Linked DNA regions of Homo sapiens: region 2 is linked to region 1. Evidence: read pairs that join two places in POLR2A ChIA-PET (ENCODE). Cell type or tissue: OCI-LY7. All regions are shown on one strand.

Region 1 (4,000 bases):
TCTAAAGAAGCACTGATGAGAAGGCTACTGGGCCTGGGATTTTACTGTACTATCATGTAATCATTAACACATGTGGCTACTGTTTTCCTGCATTTTGATTTTCTTCTTGAAAGGAAGGACATGTCTGTGGGGTGGGGGTATTAGGGAAGTAAGGATGAGACCCAGCAGCAGTGACAGGAAAAGAGGATGCTATTACTAGCTGAGCCTGAAAACACTATCTTTATTGCCAGGAGTAAAAGTATTTGAAAGCACTAATAATGGCTTCAGTGAATACTCATCTTTTAAAAAAGAGCAAAGGATGGCGAGGACATAGTTCTCTCAAAGAGTGGAAGTCTTCTAGATTAGGGTTGTCCAATCTTTTCACTTCCCTGGGCCATGATGGAAGAAAAATTGTCTTGGGCCACACATAAAATACACTCACAGTAATGATAGGTGATGAGCTAAAAAAAAAAATTGCAAAAAAACCTCATAATGTTATAAGAAAGTTTATGAATTTGCATTGGGCTGCATTTAAAGCCATCCTGGGCCACGTGTGGCACATGGGCCGCGAGTTGGACAAGCTTGTTCTAGATCAAGGTTTCTCAACCTTGGAAATACTGGCACTTTGGGCTGGATAAGGCTCTGTTGTGGGGTGCCTGTCCTGTGCACTGTAGGATGTGTAGCCTTTTCCCAGTAGGTGCCAGCAGCACCCCTCACCCCCACAATTGTGATAACCAAAAAGATCTGTAGACATTGCCAAATGTCTCCTGGGGCACAAAATTGCCCCCAGTTGAGAACCACTGTCCTGGATGTACAGATTCAAATCTTAAGTAGCCTATTATGACTCTCTGCTGATCTCTTTTCCATCACCTCATTTAAGACACAATTCAACACATAGCTCTTCCAGGGGGCCCATCCTCACTGACTTCTTTGTCATCTGTCCTCCCTACATTAAGACCTTGGGTCTATACTATCTTCTCCTTCCTTCTCTTCTTCCTCTTCTCCCTTCTTGTTTTTTCATCCACAGAACTCTGTTCTGAGCAACTGTTCAATATCAACTTGTGAATTAACCAGGGAATTATTTCTCCTTTATGTTTGTGACAGACATCTATCTCAGAGGCAACCCAGACAAAATTTCCCAAATTATCCAAAAATAAAATGAATATTCTCTGATTAAAAACAGATGTCTAGGCCGGGCACAGTGGCTCATGCCTGTAATCCCAACACCTTGGGAGGCTGAGGGGCTGGATCACCTGAGGTCAAGAGTTCGAGACTAGTCTGGCCAACATGGTGAAACCCCGTCTCCACTAATAATACAAAAATTAGCTGGGTGTGGTGGTGGGTGCCTATAGTCCCAGCTACTCAGGAGGCTAAGACAGGAGAATTGCTTGAACCCGGGAGGCGGAGTTTGCAGTGAGCTGAGATAGAGCCACTGCACTGCAGCCTGGTCAACAGAGCTAGACTCAGTCTCAAAAACAAACAAACAAACAAACAACAGAAAAAAAAAAACACAGACATTTAGGCCAGGCACAGTGGCTTGTGCCTATAATCCCAACACATTGGGAGGCCAAGGAGGGAGGATTGCTTGAAACACAGAGTTCAAGACCAGCCTGGGCAATGTAGTGAGACCCTGTCTCTATGAAAAATAAGAGAGAGAGAGGGAGAGAGAAAGTAAAAAATACATGTCTAAATGGGGGCAGTTTAAATTTGAGGTGAGAAGTGGCAGGAAGAAGTGGCAGAATTACAGAAATTAAAAATAGCTCACACTCTGCAAGCACTTAATCCACTATATGCCACATGCATTATCTCATTTAATTCACACATTATCCCCATTTTGTAGAGGAGGAAATAGAGTTTTAGTGAAGTGAAGTAATTTGTGCAAGTTCCCAGAGTCGAACTGGCAGTGTGAGGATTTGAACCTGGGCAGCTTGATCCTGGGGTGGGTCCTCAGCCCCTGTTCACACAGTTAAAGTCCTAAAGGGGTGGAAGGTCACCAAATAAGGCTGAGGACCAAGGGCAGGATGACTTTTCAGGAGCTGTAAGAACAACTTGTCTGAATTCTAGAGGCCCCAGCTTTCAGTGTCTGGACCTATGCAAATCTGCAAGTGAATGTGGTCCTATTTCTTTGTTTCCATCTGTCTTAGTGAAACTGGCCCTGCTTAGCGGTGTGGAGTATTGCTTTCCCAGTTTAGAAAGTTAATTTATAAAGACAGCTGAAGTGAAGAATATGGTTCAAGAGGGTGCCTCAGCTAGCAGGTGCTGGGGGAGTGGGGTGGGGGTGGGGAATATAGGGCTGGAGAATCACGAAATAAATTAAATCTTTGACATTTGATGACTGTGGGAGAAAAACATGTGTGGACATAGATCCAAAGCCTTGGCAGTACCTATCCCTTACCTGTCCTAAGCCCCGTTTTTTGCTCATTTTGTATTTCTCATACGAAAGCACAAAGTTGTAGTTTCCAATTTCTTGGTGGCAAAATTGTGGCAAACATTGAAAAATATTTGAAAAAGATTTCCCTTTGCTCTTCTCCTTCTCCTTCTCCCTCTCCCTCTTCCTCTCCTTCTCCCTCCCCCTCCCTTCCTCCTCCTCCTCCTCCTCCTCCTCCTCCTCCTCCTCCTCCTCCTCCTCCTCCTCCTCCTTCTTCTTCTTCTTCTTCTTCTTCTTCTTCTTCTTCTTCTTCTTCTTCTTCTTCTTCTTCTTCTTCTTCTTTCTTCTTCTTCTTCTTCTGTGTTTGTTTTTTTGAGATGGAGTCTCACTCTGTTGCCAGGCTGGAGTGCAGTGGCTCGGCTCACTGCTGCAACCTCCGCCTCTGGGTTCAAGAGATTCTCCTGCCTCAGCCTCCCAAGTAGCACAGCCATCATGTCTGGCTAATTTTTGTATTCTTAGTAGAGACGGAGTTTTGCCATGTTGGCCAGGCTGGTCTTGAACTCCTCTCCTCAAGTGATTCACCTGCCTCAGCCTCCCAAAGTGCTGGGATTACAGGCGTGAGCCACCATGCCTGGCCTCTAGCCTCCTCTTGAGCCACCTTTTCTTCATACTGTGTTGCAGCCATACTGGCCTTTCCACTATTCCTGCCTCAGGACCTTTGCACATGATGGTTGCTTTACATGGGTGCTGACTCCTTTGCCCAGGTAAGCTCCTCAGGTCTTTGTTTACATATCACTTCCTCAGAGGGCCTTCCTGACTTCCTTCTCTAAACTGATTTCTTTCTTCACTATTCTCTCAGCACTTCTTTTTTTGGGGGAGGCAGGGAACACAGTCTCACTTTGTTGCCCAGGCTGGAGTGCAATGGTGTGACCTTGGCTCGCTGAAACCTCCAACTCCTGGGTTCAAGGGATTCTTTGCCTCAGCCTCCCAAGTAGCACACGCCATCATGCCTAGCTAATTTTTGTATTCTTGTAGAGACGGGGTTTCACCATGTTGGCCAGGCTGGTCTCAAACTCCCGTCCTCAAGTGACCTACCTGCCTTAGCCTCCCAAAGTGCTGGGATTACAGGCGTGAGCCATGATGCCTGGCCTTCTCAGCACTTCTTTTGGAGAATTTTCCATAACTTAATGTTTGTCTCCCAACTACACTATAAGTTCCCTGAGAACAGGGACTTAGCATTCCATATGGCAATGGCACACAATGGCCTGGCACACAGTGTTTTATAAATATTTGTTGAGGGAATACATGAAGTCTAGACTGAATATTTGGTTGATTTGGAAGCAGTTGTGTGTTTCCTGCCTTTTAACTTTAAAAATGTGTGAAAATTTTCAAATGTACATAAAATTAGAATAATACAACGAGCTTTTATATACACATCACCTAGATTCACCAATTGTCAAGATTTTGCCACATTTACATGATTTTTTCCCTTTTTTAACTTAAAATTTTCCCTAGCCTTCTAAAGGCACAGAAACATTAGCTACCATTCATTGTGTTTACTATGTGCCAGTAAATGTGCTACATGTTTCTTTCTTTCTTTTTCTTTCTTTCTTTCTCTTTCTTTCTTTCTTTCTCTCTCTCTCTCTCTCTCTC
Region 2 (4,000 bases), 130 kb before region 1:
ATAGGGATTACATTGAATCTATAGATCACTTTGGGTAGTATTGGCATCTTAACAATATTAAGTCTTTCAGTTCATGAACAAGGGATGTGTTTCCATTTATTTATGCCCCTTAATTTCTGCCAGCAGTTTTTTTTTGTTTGTTTTTGTTTTGAGATGGAGTTTCGCTCTTGTTGTCCAGGCTGGAGTGCAGTGGCACAATCTTAGCTCATTGCAACCTCCACCTCCCGAGTTCAAGTGATTCTCCTGCCTCAGCCTCCTGAGTAGCTGGGATTACAGGTATGTGGCACCACGACCAGCTAATTTTTGTATTTTTACTAGAGACAAAGTTTCACCATGTTGGTCAGGCTGGTCACGAACTCTTGACCTCAGGTGATCCACCCACCTTGGCCTCCCAAAGTGCTGGGATTATAGGCGTGAGCCACTGCGCCTGGCCTCAGCAGTGTTTTATAGTTTTCATTTTATAAGTCTTTCACCTCCTTGGTTAAATTAATTACTAATATTTTATTCTTTTTGGTGCTATTTTAAATTGAGTTGTTTTTGTAATTTCCTTTTTAGATTGTTCATTCTTAGTGTATAAAAATGTAACTGGAGGCTGGACGCAGTGGCTCTCACCTGTTATCCCAGCACTTTGGGAGGCAAGGTGGGCCTCCCAACTCCTGATCACGAGATCAGGAGTTCAAGGCCAGCCTGGCCAACATAGTGAAACCCTGTCTCTACTAAAAATACAAAAATTAGCCATGCATCGTGGCGCGTGCCTGTAGTCCCAGCTACTTAGGAGGCTGAGGCAGGAGAATCGCTTGAACCTGGAAGGTGGAGGTTGTGGTGAGCCAAGATCGTGCCACTGTACTCCAGCCTGGGCAACAGAGTGAGACTCTGTCTCAAAAAAAAAAAAAAAGAAAAAAGAAACGTCGCTGGATTTTGCTTGTTGACTTTCTATCCAGCTACTTTGCTGAATTCACTTATTAGTTCTAACAGTTTTTTTTTGTGTGTGTGTAATTTTAGAGTTTTCTTTTCTTTTTTTTTTTTTGAGATGGAGTCTCGCTTTGTTGCCAGGCTGGAGTGCAGTGGCGCGATCTCGGCTCACTGCAACCTCTACCTCCCAGGTTCAAGCAATTCTCCTGCCTCAGCCTCCCGAGTAGCTGGGACTACAGGCACACGCTACGACGCCCAGCTAATTTTTGTATTTTTAGTAGAGACGGGGTTTCACCATGTTGGCCAGGATGGTCTCGATCTCTTGACCTCGTGATCCACCTGCCTCAGCCTCCCAAAGTTCTGGGATTACAGCCGTGAGCCACTGTGCCTGGCTTTTTTTTTTTTTTAATTAACTATTGAACTTCTGTTTATTATTATTATTATTATTTATTTATTTATTATTTTTTGAGATGAAATCTCGGTCTGTTGCCCAGGCGGGAGTGCAGTGGTGTGATCTCGGCTCACTGCAACCTCCGCCTCCCGGGTTCAAGCAATTCTGTGCCTCAGCCTCCGGAGTAGCTGGGATTATAGGCGCTCGCCACCATGCCCGGCCAATTTTTGTATTTTTAGTAGAGATAGGGTTTCATCATGTTGGTCAGGCTGGTCTTGAACTCCTGACCTCGTGATCCGCCCGCTTCGGCCTCCCAAAGTGTTGGGATTACAGGCGTGAGCCACTGCACTTGGCCTTATTTTTATTATTTTTTTCATCAACTTTTAAGTTCTGGGGTACATGTGCATGATGTGCAGGTTTATCACATAGGTAAACCTGTGCCATCACAGTTTGCTGCACAGATCAACCCATCACCTAGCTATTAAGCCCAGCATCCACTAGCTATTCTTCTTGATGCTCTAGCTCCTTTTGCCCCACTGAATTTTAGGGTTTTCTTTCTTTTCTATTTTTTTTTCTTTTGAGACAGACTCTCGCTCTGTCACCAGGCTGGAGTGCAGTGGCACAATCTTGGCTCATTGCAACCTCTGCCTCCTGGGTTCAAGCGATTCTCCTGCCTCAGCCTCCCGAGTAGCTGGGACTACAGGCATGCGCCCATGCCTAGCTAAGTTTTTGTAGTTTTAGTAGAGACAGGGTTTCACTATGTTGGCAAGGCTGGTCTCAAACTCCTGACCTCAAGTCCCCTTGGGGTTCCTGAAGTACTGGGATTATAGGTGTGAGCCACCACGCCCGGCCAGATTTTCTATATAAAAGATCATATAATCTGCAGACAGATAATTTTACTTTTTCCTTTTCTTTCTTTTTTTCTTTTTTTGAGATGGAGTCTCGCTCTGTCGCCCAGGCTGGAGCGCGGTGGCGCCATCTCTGCTTACTGTTACCTCTGCCTCCTGGGTTCAAGCAGTTCTCTGCCTCAGCCTCCCAAGTAGCTGGGATTACATGCACATGCCACCACGCCCAGCTAATTTTTGTATTTTTAGTAGAGATGGGAGTTCATCATCTTGGCTAGGCTGGTCTTGAACTCCTGACCTCGTGATCCATCCGCCTTGGCCTCCCAAAGTGCTGGGATTACAGGCATGAGCCACCGCTCTTGGCCCTCAACCTTTTCCTTTTCAATTTGGATGCCTTTTATTTTTATTTTTCTTCCTTTTTTTTTTGAGATGGAGTCTCGCTCTGTTGCCCAGGCTGGAATGCAGTGGTGCAATCTCTGCTCACTGCAACCTACGCCTCCTGGGTTCAAACGATTCTCCTGCCTCAGCCTTCCGAGTAGCTTGTACTACAGGCATGTGCCACCATAAACAGCTAATTTTTTTTTTTTCTCGTATTTTTAGTAGAGACGGGGTTTCGCCGTTTTAGCCAGGCTGGTCTCGATCTCCTGACCTCGCGATCCGCCTGCCTCAGCCTTCCAAAGTGCTGGGATTACAGGCGTGAGCCACCATGCCCGGCCCTTGTTTTTCTTTCTTGCCTAATTACTCTAGCTAGAACTTACAGTATTATGTCGAATGGAAGTGGCAAAAGTGGGCATTGGGCATCCTTGTCTTGCTCCTGTTCTTTTATTTGTTAGTTTGTTTGAGATCCTCCTGCCTCAGTTTCCTGAGTAGCTGGGACTATAGACACACTACTACACCCAGCTAATTAAAAAAATAATTTTTTTTTTTTTTTTAGAGATGGGGTCTCGCTATGTTTCCCATGCTGATCCTGAACTCCTGGCTTCGGGTGATCCTCTACTCTTACCCTCCCATAGTGCTGTGATTACAGGCATGAACCACTGTGCTGGCCCTGTTCTTGTTTTTAGAGGAACATTCTTCAGTCTTTGACCATCAATTATGTTTGCTGTGGGTTTTTCATATGTTGCTTTTATTTTGTTGAGGTAGTTTCACTCTATTCCTAGTTTGTTGAGCATTTTTATGACTAATGGGTTTTGAATTTTGTCACATGCTTTTCCTGCATCGATTGACATGATTCTGTGGTTTCCTTCATTCTGTTAATGTGGTATATTACATTGATCAATTTTTACATGTTGGACCATCCCTGTATTCCAGGAATAAATCCCACTTGGTCATGGTGTATAATCCTTGTGCTGCTCAGTTCAATGTGTTGGTATTTTGTTGAGGATTTTTTTTTATCAGTGTTCATAAGGGATAGTGATCTGTAGTTTTCTTGTAGTTGCCTTTGTCTGGCTTTGGTATCAGGGTAATGCTTGCCTCACAAAATGAGTTGGGAAGTGTTCTCTCCTTTGCCAGATTTTTTCTGGGAAAAGATTGAGAAGAACTGGTATTAGATCTTCTTGAAATGTTTTATAGAATTCACCTATGAAACTATCAGATCTAGGGCTTTTCTTTGTCAGGAGATTTTTGGTTAGTGAGTCCATCTCTTTACTGGTTATAGCTCCATTCAGAATTTCCATTTCTTTGTGATTTAGTCTTTGTAAGTATTGTGTTTCTAGGAATTTGTTCAGCTGGGTTATCCGATTTGTTGGCATACAATTGTTGAAAATACTCTTTCAACAATAAGAGAGAAGACACAAATAACTAGTTCTTTTGTTTCCAGTTCCTTAAGTTGTAAAGTTAGGGTGTTGATATG

What was found. ChIA-PET counts read pairs that join two places held together with the same protein. Peaks named below come from ENCODE experiments on the same cell type or tissue, not always from the same donor. Only the 100,000 strongest peaks of a DNase experiment are listed, where the experiment ranks them.
Region 2: POLR2A ChIA-PET joins it to region 1 with 8 read pairs; 3 of 35 experiments call an interaction of 5 or more read pairs at or near these places.

The regions. Positions count from the first base shown.
Region 1 is chr10:92,727,970-92,731,969 of GRCh38, forward strand. No RefSeq gene overlaps it. Among named protein-coding and RNA genes, the nearest start is that of HHEX, 40 kb to the left of the region's middle. RefSeq lists an enhancer at 1,911-2,010 and a silencer at 2,221-2,270. In OCI-LY7, no CTCF peak of the experiment used is centred here; a DNase peak (open chromatin) is centred at 2,122; H3K4me3 peaks cover 1,109 bases; H3K27ac peaks cover 1,857 bases.
Region 2 is chr10:92,598,645-92,602,644 of GRCh38, forward strand. The region is part of intron 1 of KIF11 (kinesin family member 11); the gene reads left to right. Among named protein-coding and RNA genes, the nearest start is that of KIF11, 7.5 kb to the left of the region's middle. In OCI-LY7, no CTCF peak of the experiment used is centred here; no DNase peak of the experiment used is centred here.